3 separate regions of the Homo sapiens genome follow, and all the other regions are linked to region 3. The links are chromatin contacts, found by Hi-C or POLR2A ChIA-PET in ENCODE. All regions are on one chromosome and are shown on one strand. Each heading gives the region's core, a stretch centred on a gene start or an enhancer-like site at or near the end of the contact. The rest is flanking DNA. Distances are from core to core; before and after follow the strand shown. Region 1 has its middle 23 kb from the start of MTFR2. Region 2 overlaps PDE7B (phosphodiesterase 7B). Region 3 overlaps PDE7B (phosphodiesterase 7B).

What was found. Hi-C counts contacts between places; a loop is a spot of excess contacts on that map. ChIA-PET counts read pairs that join two places held with the same protein, here RNA polymerase II (POLR2A). Pooled maps may share reads with other maps.
Region 1: a loop to region 3 is called in a pooled map, with 2.2 times the contacts of the local background. The contact joins two enhancer-like sites. A Hi-C loop is called at or near these places in 3 of 168 maps with a recorded cell type or tissue (Calu3, GM12878 and prostate gland) and 1 of 50 pooled maps. POLR2A ChIA-PET finds 5 or more read pairs at or near these places in 3 of 52 experiments (OCI-LY7, activated CD4-positive, alpha-beta T cell and activated T-cell).
Region 2: a map of endothelial cell of umbilical vein shows a loop between it and region 3 (2.4-fold over the local background). The contact joins two enhancer-like sites. A Hi-C loop is called at or near these places in 1 of 168 maps with a recorded cell type or tissue (endothelial cell of umbilical vein) and 1 of 50 pooled maps. POLR2A ChIA-PET finds 5 or more read pairs at or near these places in 1 of 52 experiments (MCF 10A).

Annotation. Positions count from the first base shown.
Region 1 is chr6:136,225,071-136,228,750 of GRCh38, reverse strand. No RefSeq gene overlaps it. Among named protein-coding and RNA genes, the nearest start is that of MTFR2, 23 kb to the left of the region's middle. Within about 2 kb of position 2,395, at least 4 of the 41 ENCODE cell types and tissues checked have a DNase peak (open chromatin) inside an H3K27ac peak, as active enhancers do.
Region 2 is chr6:135,920,869-135,924,765 of GRCh38, reverse strand. All of the region lies in intron 1 of PDE7B (phosphodiesterase 7B), which reads right to left. Among named protein-coding and RNA genes, the nearest start is that of PDE7B, 71 kb to the right of the region's middle. Within about 2 kb of position 2,510, at least 11 of the 41 ENCODE cell types and tissues checked have a DNase peak (open chromatin) inside an H3K27ac peak, as active enhancers do; they include endothelial cell of umbilical vein, where a contact is called at or near this core.
Region 3 is chr6:136,049,979-136,053,537 of GRCh38, reverse strand. The region is part of intron 2 of PDE7B (phosphodiesterase 7B); the gene reads right to left. The region is part of intron 3 of PDE7B-AS1 (PDE7B antisense RNA 1); the gene reads left to right. Among named protein-coding and RNA genes, the nearest start is that of PDE7B-AS1, 21 kb to the left of the region's middle. Within about 2 kb of position 2,042, at least 4 of the 41 ENCODE cell types and tissues checked have a DNase peak (open chromatin) inside an H3K27ac peak, as active enhancers do; they include endothelial cell of umbilical vein, where a contact is called at or near this core.

The DNA.
Region 1 (3,680 bases), core at 1,146-3,645, 170 kb before region 3:
AGGACCCAGATTGGAAACAGTGGCATGGGCCCCCTGGGGATGGCGGATCAAAAGGTCATACTTTTATAATGACTATGTATTTGTGTTTTAATTATGAAATCTAAATAAAAATTTCCAACAGTCCATTAAGGTTCCTATAACAAAATACCGTAAACAGAGGGGCTTATAAACAACAGAAATTTATTTCTCACAGTTCTGGAGGCTGGGAAGCCCAAGATCAAGGTGCTGGCAGATTTGGTGTCTGGGGGTGGGCCTGCTTCCTGGTTCATAGAAGGCCTAGCCATCTTCTTGCTGTGTCTTCACGTAGCTGAAGGGGTGAGAGAGCTCTCTGGGGTTTTTTACAAGGGCACTAATCGCAATCACGAGGACTCCGCCCTCTTGACCTAATCATCTCCCAAAAGCCTCACCTCCTAAATACGATCACCTTGGGAGTTAGGATTTCAACGTGTGAATTTTGGGGGAACAGAAACGTTCCATCCATTGGAATTAGGTTTGGGGAGAAACAGCCATTTACACGGAGGATAATTTAGGTGGTAGCAATCGGGAAACAGCATTTTAAACAGGTTTTGCCAGATATAAAGCACACTCTCTTCTCAGATTGGAGAGGCTAAGTATACAATGGATTTATTTTAAATTGATCCTCTTCCCCTCAAAAAAACCAACCAACCAAACAAAAACAAACAAAAAACCCCACAAAACCCGAACAGGTCAAGAAGAGTGACGTGTGAGATTTTATATCAGAAAAGGGCTGTTGATTTGGTTTCTCTGGCAAGCAGGCTCTGAGTAGAGATGAATGTGCAGGACATCTCTCTGGGCGTGTCCTCAGGATAATACTCAGGTGAGGGGGCAGCTGGGCTGTGATGCAATCTCAGCAGGGCCTCAGCAGAACCCCAGGGGCTCTGGAGTGGTCCCCCATCACTCTGGGAGTGCTGAGTCTCTACACTTTCTCGTTGACTAAGTACTGGGGGGCTTGACCTTGAACAAAGCAACCTTCTTGAGCTGAGGGCAGTTTTCAGAGAGGGTTGTCAGAGGACAACCTCTGTTGAGGACAGAACATGGTGGTGCATCACAGTCCACTACAGGGGACGCGGATTCTAAAATTGTGGCAGAGCCGGACATAATAGCTTTGCCTTAAGTTCCAGAGCCTGTCTTGCATTGCAGTTAGCTTGAGTAGTACAAATTGTCCGGAATTTCCAGTACCTACTGCCTTGTTATCCTTTGACCAGACTAGTTCTTATATTTACCTTGTGGGAAATGCTTGCTTTTAAAAAATTGATGGTGGGGTTGGGTAGGAAAGCCTTCCTGTCTCTAAAGATCTATTCCTGTCAGCTCCCGAAGTGTCTGTGCCTGTGGCCTTGCTCGTGGGTCATTCCACGGTGACTTCTGCAGCTGCATGGGGAAAACTAGGGCTGGGAAAACTATGGCTGGTTGATCACAGCTTTGCCCTTTCCTCTTCCTGGAAATTCCTGTGTTTACAAGGACTCAGAGCATGAAGCAGTGATCGCATCATGGAAATGCATCGGGAGAACTGAGTTATCACTTCTCTGGGCCTCAAACTCCTCAACTGTAAAATGAGGAGGCCAAACGGAATGTGCTCCAAAGTCCAATGTACAACACTAACATTCTATGATTTACTTCTTCCAGTGAAAAAAGACACAATCACAGCTCAGCTGGGTTGCAGTTTCAGTTTTCTGCACTCTGTGTCCAATTTGGACACAGTGGGGAAGTGGTCTGTAGGTCCCAGAGAACTTCTGTTCCACTGTATTTAAGAATAAGCTGTAATTGACCTTTTAGGTGATAAAGCTCTCACTTTGGTTTTTTGTTTTTTGTTTGTTTTTGAGAAGGAGTAGTAGTTCTGTTCCTAGTGCTTGCCATGGAGGTATATCAGCACTATGCAATGCAGGCTATTGTTATCTTCATTCTACAGATGAGGAGCTAGGCATAGAGAGAGACTATCTCCACCCCAGTAGATAACCCAGGTTCTCACAGCTGATTAAGTGGCAGAGCTGGAATTTTCATTTTTTATTTTTCCCCTGAACCTGAGCCATTCTTCTGCCTCAACCTTCCAAGAAGCTGGGACTACAGGTGCGTGCCACTGTGCTGGGCTTTAAGAGCTGGGATTTGAACCCAAGCAGATGGGTTTTCCAACCCATGTTTTAAGCTCCTAGTCAACAGTTCTCATCTTATACATTTGTTTATCTATTTATTTTAGATTTTGCTGTGTCCTAGAAAGAATTTAAGGCAGTTTACAAGGATATGTATAGCACGGCAAAATAATGGAACAGGAAACTGAAAGAGGAAAAAGCCGTCAGGCTGCAGTTCTCCATATTTACCACGAGAGGACAGTATAACACCGAGAGCGCCCAGGCTGGTGGCCCCCTGCTAACCTGTTACTACGTTCAGATGAAATTATAGAAATTACGGAAAAAGCGAGGTTAGATTTAGTATTAATTGCAAAAGTAGCTTACATTTAAGGACACTAAGGAATTATAATACAGCTATATCCTTGTCAGGCCTGAGATTATTCACGTCATCAGGCCGATTCAACTGTTTTCCCAGCAAATAACATATTTTGTGAAATTCAATGATGAAAGCCAGGGATAGTATTGCTTAATTGTTAAATTTCAACACTGCAGTGGGATTCTCACAGGTTCTTTAGGTTAAGTACAACTATCGATTTCACTGCTACAAAACAGCCCAAGGCTTATTTTGAAAGACATGATTATAGTTTCTGCTTTTATAACTGGTAAAGATTGGTAAATTAGAGTGGTGGAATGTTTATTAGGTATATCATAACTAATACATGCAAATAAGGGCTTCCAAAGATATTATATTCGTTTAAAAGATCGTTTAAAATACTCGTTAAAAGACAAATGCCAAGGCAAATTATGCCAGGATGGCGCTTTGCAGACCAGAAGGTGAGTACTGCTTCTCGAGCATGGGAGACCACATTTGAAGTGGGATGAAGTGGTGGTGGTGTCTGCTGGATCCCCAAGTGTCGTGGGGGGGGACCTGGTGAGAGGTAATTGAGTCATGGGGGTGGGGTTTTCCCGTGCTGTTCTTGTGACAGTGAGTAAGTCTCATGTGATCTGCTGGTTTTATAAAGGGCAGTTTCCCTGCACCTACTCTCTTGCCTGCCACCATATAAGACATGCCTTTGCTCCTCCTTTGGCTTCCACCATGATTGTGAGGCCTCCCCAGCCATGTGGAACTGTGAGTCCATTAAACCTCTTCTTTTTTAAAATTTAATCTAATTTTATTTATTTATTTATCTATTTTATTTTACTTTAAGTTCCGGGATATATGTGCAGAAAGTGCAGGTTTGTCACATAGGTATACGTGTGCCATGGTGGTTTGCTGCACCTATGGACCCATCCTTTAAGTTCCCTCTTCTTTTTCCCCATCCCGCAACGGGCCCTGGTGTGTGTTGTTCTCCTACCTGTGTCCATGTGCTCTCATTGCTCAATTCCCAGTTACGAGTGAGAATATGTGGTGTTTGGATTTCTGTTCCTGTGTTAGTTTGCTGAGGATGATGACTTCTAGCTTCTTCCAAGCTCCTGCAAATGACATGATCTTATTCCTTTTTATGGCTGCATAGTATTCCATCGTGTATATGGACCACATTTTCTTTATTCAGTCCATCATTGATGGGCATTTGGGTTGGTTCCATGACTTTGCTA
Region 2 (3,897 bases), core at 1,261-3,760, 130 kb after region 3:
ACATTAAAAACTATATAGTACTATAATACTTTGATCTCTTTCATTTATTGGAAATTGTGCATAAGATTCTGCCACTCAAAAAAAAAAAAAGAAAAACAAAAATACTTAGAGGTGACATCCCACAAAAAAAAAAAAAAAAAAAAAAAAAGAGAGAGAGAGAGATTCCACTACTCAGAGTTTGAAATTCACTGTTCTAAGCAAGCATTATGTGGTAGAACAATTTCTGGTCCTGCTACCAGAAGACCTGAGTTTGGTTTCAGATACACCAAGTAGATGGTATGACTTCGGACACGTCACCTTGCTTTTCAGGCTCTCAGACTGCTCACCTATACACAGGGCAGGTTATGGCATTCTGGGGAAATTGAGGAAGCTAGGATGGAGCTGGAACAGAGAGAATCTAGAGGGAGCAGAATGTGGGGCCACCCTCAAAGCTCTACCATATGGTACAATATCCTTTGGATAGACTATATCTATTTCTCTACATCAGAACAATTAAATTGTTTCCAATTTTTTAGGTCATAAGGAGCATTGTGATGAATGTATTTTTACATGTTTTTTAGGTTAGGAAATTTTTCTGGAATAAGAATTATTGAATGAAAGAATAATAACTTTAGTTTTTTTCTAAATACTTTCTGTAAAACACAGGTCTAGAAAATTTATTCAAATTTTGGCCGGAATTGAATGAGATTGCCTGTGCACCTTCCTATCACTAATTGTTTTTACATTTAAAAAAATTTGTCAACTTGATAAGCAAGAATGTATTTATTATTGCTTTCATTAGATTTCTTAGATTACTAGTGAAGTTTAATATATGTTTGTGTCCATCATTTCTCTGAATTTCTTTTACTGTGTACTGCTAACCATCTCAGTTGTTATTTTTCTACTCTTGGTAACAACTGGTTGGTAATAGTAATTGTTTCATACAGTTTCTTTGATTATAAAGGATATTAATTCATTGTCATATTTTACAAGTATATTATCAAGTTTGTCACTTGTGTTTTAATTTTATAAAATTTCCATGTATAATTTCTACATTTTTATGTTGTCAAGTTTGACATTTGCTCTCTCATTCATGACTTTTATACCTTGAAACTCCTTCTGTGTGGTAAGACCACTATATGTGTTCATTTCTTTCTATTTTATATTGTTCTTAATACAAACAGCTATTCATCTACTTTTTTATGTTTTATCTGAGATTGGTATAACCTACTTTTTTCTAAAAAGTCAGTTCTGCCTATACCATTTTTTGAATGACCCATCAGTTTCCCATTGTTTATGAAGCTTTACTAATCATATACTAAACATTTCATATATAATACAAATCACTTAGTGTCAATTTTACATATTTTTAATATTCTATGAAATGTGATATTTATACAAAGATCTCTATATACCTTACAGATTAATTTTAGTTATCAGATATTTTTACAAAGTAATACTGCGTCTGTGTAATAGCTCTAAGGCAAGTCATGCATCTTCTTGGTGTCTCCATGCCTAGTGCAGAGTTTGCCACACAGTAGGCACTCAGTATATAGCTACGGAATTGTATGAGCCTTTTTCAAGAGAAATATTCTATTTTGTGTGACAAAAGAAGGGACATAAAGTAGACTACATAGATCGTGTTGGCTACTTCAGCTTCTTTCTCTTCTTCTTCTTTTTAAATAAACACTAATAAAACAGGATTGATATCTCTTGAAAGTTCTAGTGAAGCAGGGAGGTTTTCCAGAAGGTGGTTGGATCCCTTTATTAAAAGCATCTGTGCCACGGCCACTGGCAGAAGCCCAAACATCCTGAAGTGGACGGCTCTGGGAAATCAGAAAGATAGAACACAGCCAAATTCTAAGATGGAACAAATCGTAAAGTCATACTGCATCTTAATTTGATGACCCACAGGAAAGGTTTTTCTGCCTCATCAAGTCTATAAAGCAAGGTATTTATGGTTTTCTTGAGCACTTAATAGGTAACAAGAGTAATGTATAATGATGCTATTACACTGACTTAACATAGACTGTTTCTTAAGGTATGTTGTTAATTTTACTACTTTGATTTTCTCCATGTGTGATTGATTTTGCATTCATTGTTTCATAATATATATCCAGCCTCAGTAAAGCATTCCAAAAGCAGAAGCAAGCAAGCACTTAGGGAATATTCACATTAAAGAAGTCTTGTAACTCAAAAGATGAAAAATGCCATGTATCTCCTCTCCAATATGGTAATTAACAGCTGAAAGTCAACTCTGGATCATCTGTATAGTGGGGCAGTAAAGGGCATATAAAATCATAAATAAACCCAGACTGGTTTTTGTTTTGGAATGGCTCCTGTACTTCCATATGAATAAGAGAGTGACTCACCCCCTTGGGAATTCACAGTACATCAAACCAAATTAGGAAGCCAGGCAGCTGTGACCTGGTTTTGTAAGGGCCAAGAAAACTACAGAGTTTCACTACTGAACCTAGTAACTCAAAATGATTCCCTGGTTCCCATGCCATTTGATACATGGGTGTACCTTACTGACTCATATAAAATGCCACTCTGGGCTTGTGTTTTCTCTTACCTTACCCAGAGTTGTATGTGAGGAAATAAAGGCTTGAGAGATCTTGAGGTGGCAGTTTACAGGAGGGTAAAAGGAAACAGGAGTTAGAATAAACAATGTTAGTAAAAACTTGGATGCAAGATTGACCTTATGCAATCTCTAAGGTAAATCCCCAAGATTTATTTCATATAACTACAGTAAAAATAACCCTCATGAATTGAGTTCTAATACTAATGCTCATTTCAGGTACATTGAATTGAATGAGGGAGAGAGTTCTAAACTGCTTGTTCTCAGTCTACTCCAGTAAGTTTTATTTTTCATTGTTTTGGGGATGCTTTTGGGAAGGATAGGAGGTTGGGATGAAAGTATAAGGGGTATTTTTTTATAGTAGAAAGGGATGTGGAGAACAGGGTAGAAAGAGACTCTGATTGTATTAATTTAGGATCTGATAATATTCGTCCAAATTTGATACACTCACAACCTACCCAATAGCTATGACTTTTTGGTACCTGGTTTAATTTTCTGTGAAGGTATTAGAATAAAAATTAGGAGATATATTCTATTTATTTATTTTCATTGGCAAATCAGCCTTGTTTCTTAAAGAAAATGGAAACCTGTTTTTATAAAGAATTACTGAAGTAGTTTTCCTTGAAAAAAAAATCTTCAGAATGTCCAGATGATGGATATATTATGCTATGAAAATTTTAATATAGGGGAACATCTCATAATGGAAACAGCTTAATAAGCAGGGAATTTCCATGCACTGATTTCTGTAGAAACTCTAGTATTATTTTTATTCCTTGTTTGGTTACAAGCAATGTTCTCTTGGCTTTTGTTCAGGGTAAAGCTTACAAAACTGCCTGTTGGGTTCTTTCATCGTTATTGTTGCCACTGGAAGGGCTTTTACCACCACTTTTGAACTCTACAGCCTCCTGAATATATCTGTCCATCTAAGAAAAGGATTAAATTCAAGATAACCCTTGTCATCTGCATGCTGCCACATGGTTAGGATGAAGACTGACACACGAGACAAGTGATGGTAAGTTGGAAATAGCCTGTTATCCAAGAAACGACAGTTATTTTCTTATTTTATACTCAAAGAAGTGTGGCACTAAACCAAAATATTGTCGTCTACACTCACTGACTTTAATAGGCGATCCTCCTCGGGGCCTGACCACCCCCAAGCTCTTTCTGTCTTACCCTCTATTATTCTTTTAACAAAGCTTGAAAATTTATAAGGAACTTTGCTGGCACCTCCCAAGAGAAAAAGAATTCACCAGTGGCCACTACCAGCACCACATTGTTTATCAGAACATAAAGTTCGGTTGAAATCCCGCAGTGACGTCATCCCCCAGCACTTACTG
Region 3 (3,559 bases), core at 793-3,292:
TAAAGACACATGCACACATATGTTTATTGTGGCACTATTCACAATAGCAAAGACTTGGAACCAACCCAAATGTCCAGCAATGATAGACTGGATTAAGAAAATGTGGCACATATACACCATGGAATACTATGCAGCCATAAAAAATGATGAGTTCATGTCCTTTTTAGGGACATGGATGAAGCTGGAAACCATCATTCTCAGCAAACTATTGCAAGGACAAAAAACCAAACACCGCATGTTCTAACTCATGGGTGGGAATTGAACAATAAGAACACATGGACACAGGAAGGGGAACATCACACACCGGGCCTGTTGTGGGGTGGGGGGAGGGGGGAGGGATAGCATTAAGAGATATACCTAATGCTAAATGATGAGTTAATGGGTGCAGCACACCAACGTGGCACATGTATACATATGTAACAAACCTGCACATTGTGCACATGTACCCTAAAACTTGAAGTATAACTTTTTTAAAAAAATGTGAGTCCATTAAACCTCTTTCCTTTATAAATTACCCAGTCTCAAGTATGTCTTTATTAGCATAGAGACCATTCAGTGGAGCCAATGGGATAGGACCCAGCTTGTGCCTTGGGACAGGTCTGACATAAGGGATCAAGAATATGTCCGCAACTGGGGGGAATGAGGATGGAAGAGTGTAGTCATATGAGGGAAGTGCCAGGTTAGAAACCAGGTAGAAGACTCAGGATCCACCTATGAGTTAGTTAGAGCACCTTACCAATGTGTATATAATTGAAGTGAAATGCCTGGCACAGACCAAAGGCAAATACAAAAACACTTCTGCTATCTAAAAGGAAGCATTGCTTCTTAATTTTTCTCTTTCCATTTTAAAGACTATAATGGCAGGTATGCCCATGATGGGATTAGCAGCATGTGTTCGGCATGCTGTGGGTGGGGGGGGGCTGTACCCTAACTTTATACACCCACAAGAACTGAGCTCTGGGTGGAGACTTGCACTTTTCCCACATGGCTGCACTCTTCCATGGGGAGCCAATGGGATGGGCCCCAGTTGGAACTCCTCAGTTCTTTATGGAACTGTCTTTCACTACAAGAGCCTGCAAAACTCTCCCCAGCTGGTTCACCTCTTCCCATTTACTTCAACTCTTCAGGAGGACATTCTCCAGTACCAGACTGACAGTCCTCATCAAAAACTGCTCCACATACCCGAAGCCAGGAAAAATATCTTTCTTCCCAGCAAATCTTCCTGGAGATAATGAATGTAGTAATCATTTTTGCTTCCCCTTTGCCCTGTCTGCTAGGAAGTTCTGATCCCAGTTTTGCTCAACTGCTTTGCGTAACTCTTCTCTTTCCTCCTACTTTTTATATATGGCTTTATCTCTCATCCTGACAGAATGGTTTTATGTGCTTGTGTACTTACATTTTATTGTAAGCTTCATATAAGCTTACAAGTCTTTTTGGAAATAGGTAGATATTGTGCAAAGAAGTTTTTATCCTCAGCCTTTTTTTTTTTTACTTTAAATGTACATGTAATGTAATATCTATTTAAATCTTTATTTAAACTCCTACTTCATCCCTCTGAACAGCCCATACATGTGCCTCTGCTTATTATATAATGGTCAAGTTCCATGGTCCTGGTTCTGAAGTTAGGAAAATGTCTCGAAGGGGAGTGTATTCCTCATTATCATTTATATCTAACCAGCCCGTAAGTATATTGTTGTGGTGGGCAATGGAGGTGGTGGTAGCGAACGAAAGGTGGAAATAATGAAGAATGAAGGAGTTACTAAATACTTTGGATATGGTAAGAAATCTTTTAGCATATTATCAAAGACATTACATGGCCGTAGATGAGTTGCCCAGACTGGAAAAGTTAAACTTCAGGAAGCAAACTCCCTTTGAGATGAACCAGGCTTGGTTTTCCTTTGTTTTATTAACACTCGGCCCCATCCAGGGTTTACAATGCATCCAGCAAGCTGAATTGGTTACGGGACCAATTTAGAAGCTCTGTGTAATGTCTTTGAACACCTTAATGTTGACATAAAATCCATAATTCACAATTTCAGGATATGCTTCTTGCAGGGAAGAGAGGAGAGCCTCCTCGCAGGGGCTAAACAATGCGAGAGTTCAAAAGGGTTGAAGATGCACTGTGGGTATTTGGACTGGCACTCAAGAACTCGCGGATGCTCGCGATTGCTTATCTGACTTATCTAAACTGCTGACGTCAAAAGAATTAGGCTAGAAATCTTATGATTACAGCTTTTCTTGTGATCTTTTCTGGTATTTCCTGTTTCCTGTGAGGCCAAATATACTTCGAGAGAGGGTTATTTTATGGCATTTCACTGTTTCTGCCTCAGCTAGATCTAAAGGTACAGAGAGCATGGAGTAAAAATAATTAAGAATAACATCAGAAATCTCTGCCCGCCCCCACTCCCCTCACTCACTGTCATTTCTTTATAAGAAACAAAAAAAATTTCTGCAATGGTTCAGAGTAGGATCTTATTTTTAATGGAACAAGGTCTATTGCTGATTTAAAAGAAGAAGCCACTTCAATTGTATTTCTAACTATTGACTTATTTGGGTAGTCATAAACAGACAGGCTCTGAACGGCATTAGCAGGCAGCCTGGGAAGCGTCTGAGAGGAGGAGGAAGAGGAGGAGGAGGAGGAGAAAGTTTCAGAGGATAAAGGAGGAAAAATGGTCATCAAAGATTACACTGTTCCTTCGGGGCTACAAACACCTTATAGAAGCAGGAAAGAAAAACAAATGGTGGGAGTTAGGCCTGTCCAGTTTATAAAATCTTGCCTAAATGTAGCTAAATCTTCAACTTGCTTTCTGAGTACAGGCCCTGAATCATGGTCACCACTACTTTTGCAAAGAGAGCCTGAGGAACTGAAAGGCTGATCCTCAGTAGCTTATGGGCACATGTACCACAGACCCAAGCCACAATAGCCACTTACACTGGCCCTGCTTGAAATTCTACCTCCAGGCAACAATGCAGAAGGCAGCAGAACTCCTGAAAAGGACCACAGTAACATTTTATTTATAATGGTTAAGCAACTACCAGCTACCACCTCTATCTATCTCTCTTACATATAACTTTGTTAATTCACAATCCTGGTGAAATTCTCACCTTTGGCATTTTTTTTTTTTAATTTTCTGGTGAACGTCTATCTCTTTAGTACATTGCAGGCAATGTAGATGGGAAAATTCACAGAGAGGGCTTGGGACTCTCCTAGACAATTTCTAATCTAAGTTTGGAAACAAGAAAAATGTGTGTATACATATCACATGTAGGTTTACATGTAAACATCTAACTCTTGCTCATGGAAAGATGGACACTACACACTTATATAGTGCCATCACGCATCACGGAGACGTTAAGTATTTGGGAGTGAAAAGGACAGAAAATTGGATTTAGAGAGATTATCATGTTAGAGAAGCCTCGGCTGGAGTTGAGCGGCTTCAGGGTTAGACCATGACCAGCAGCGTGGCTGAGTCAATGGCATGGCTGGATGTCAAGGGACCTCGAGTTGGCCCTTGTGCAGTCAATAACTAGCTCTGTGCCCCACATATGTTGTGTAACT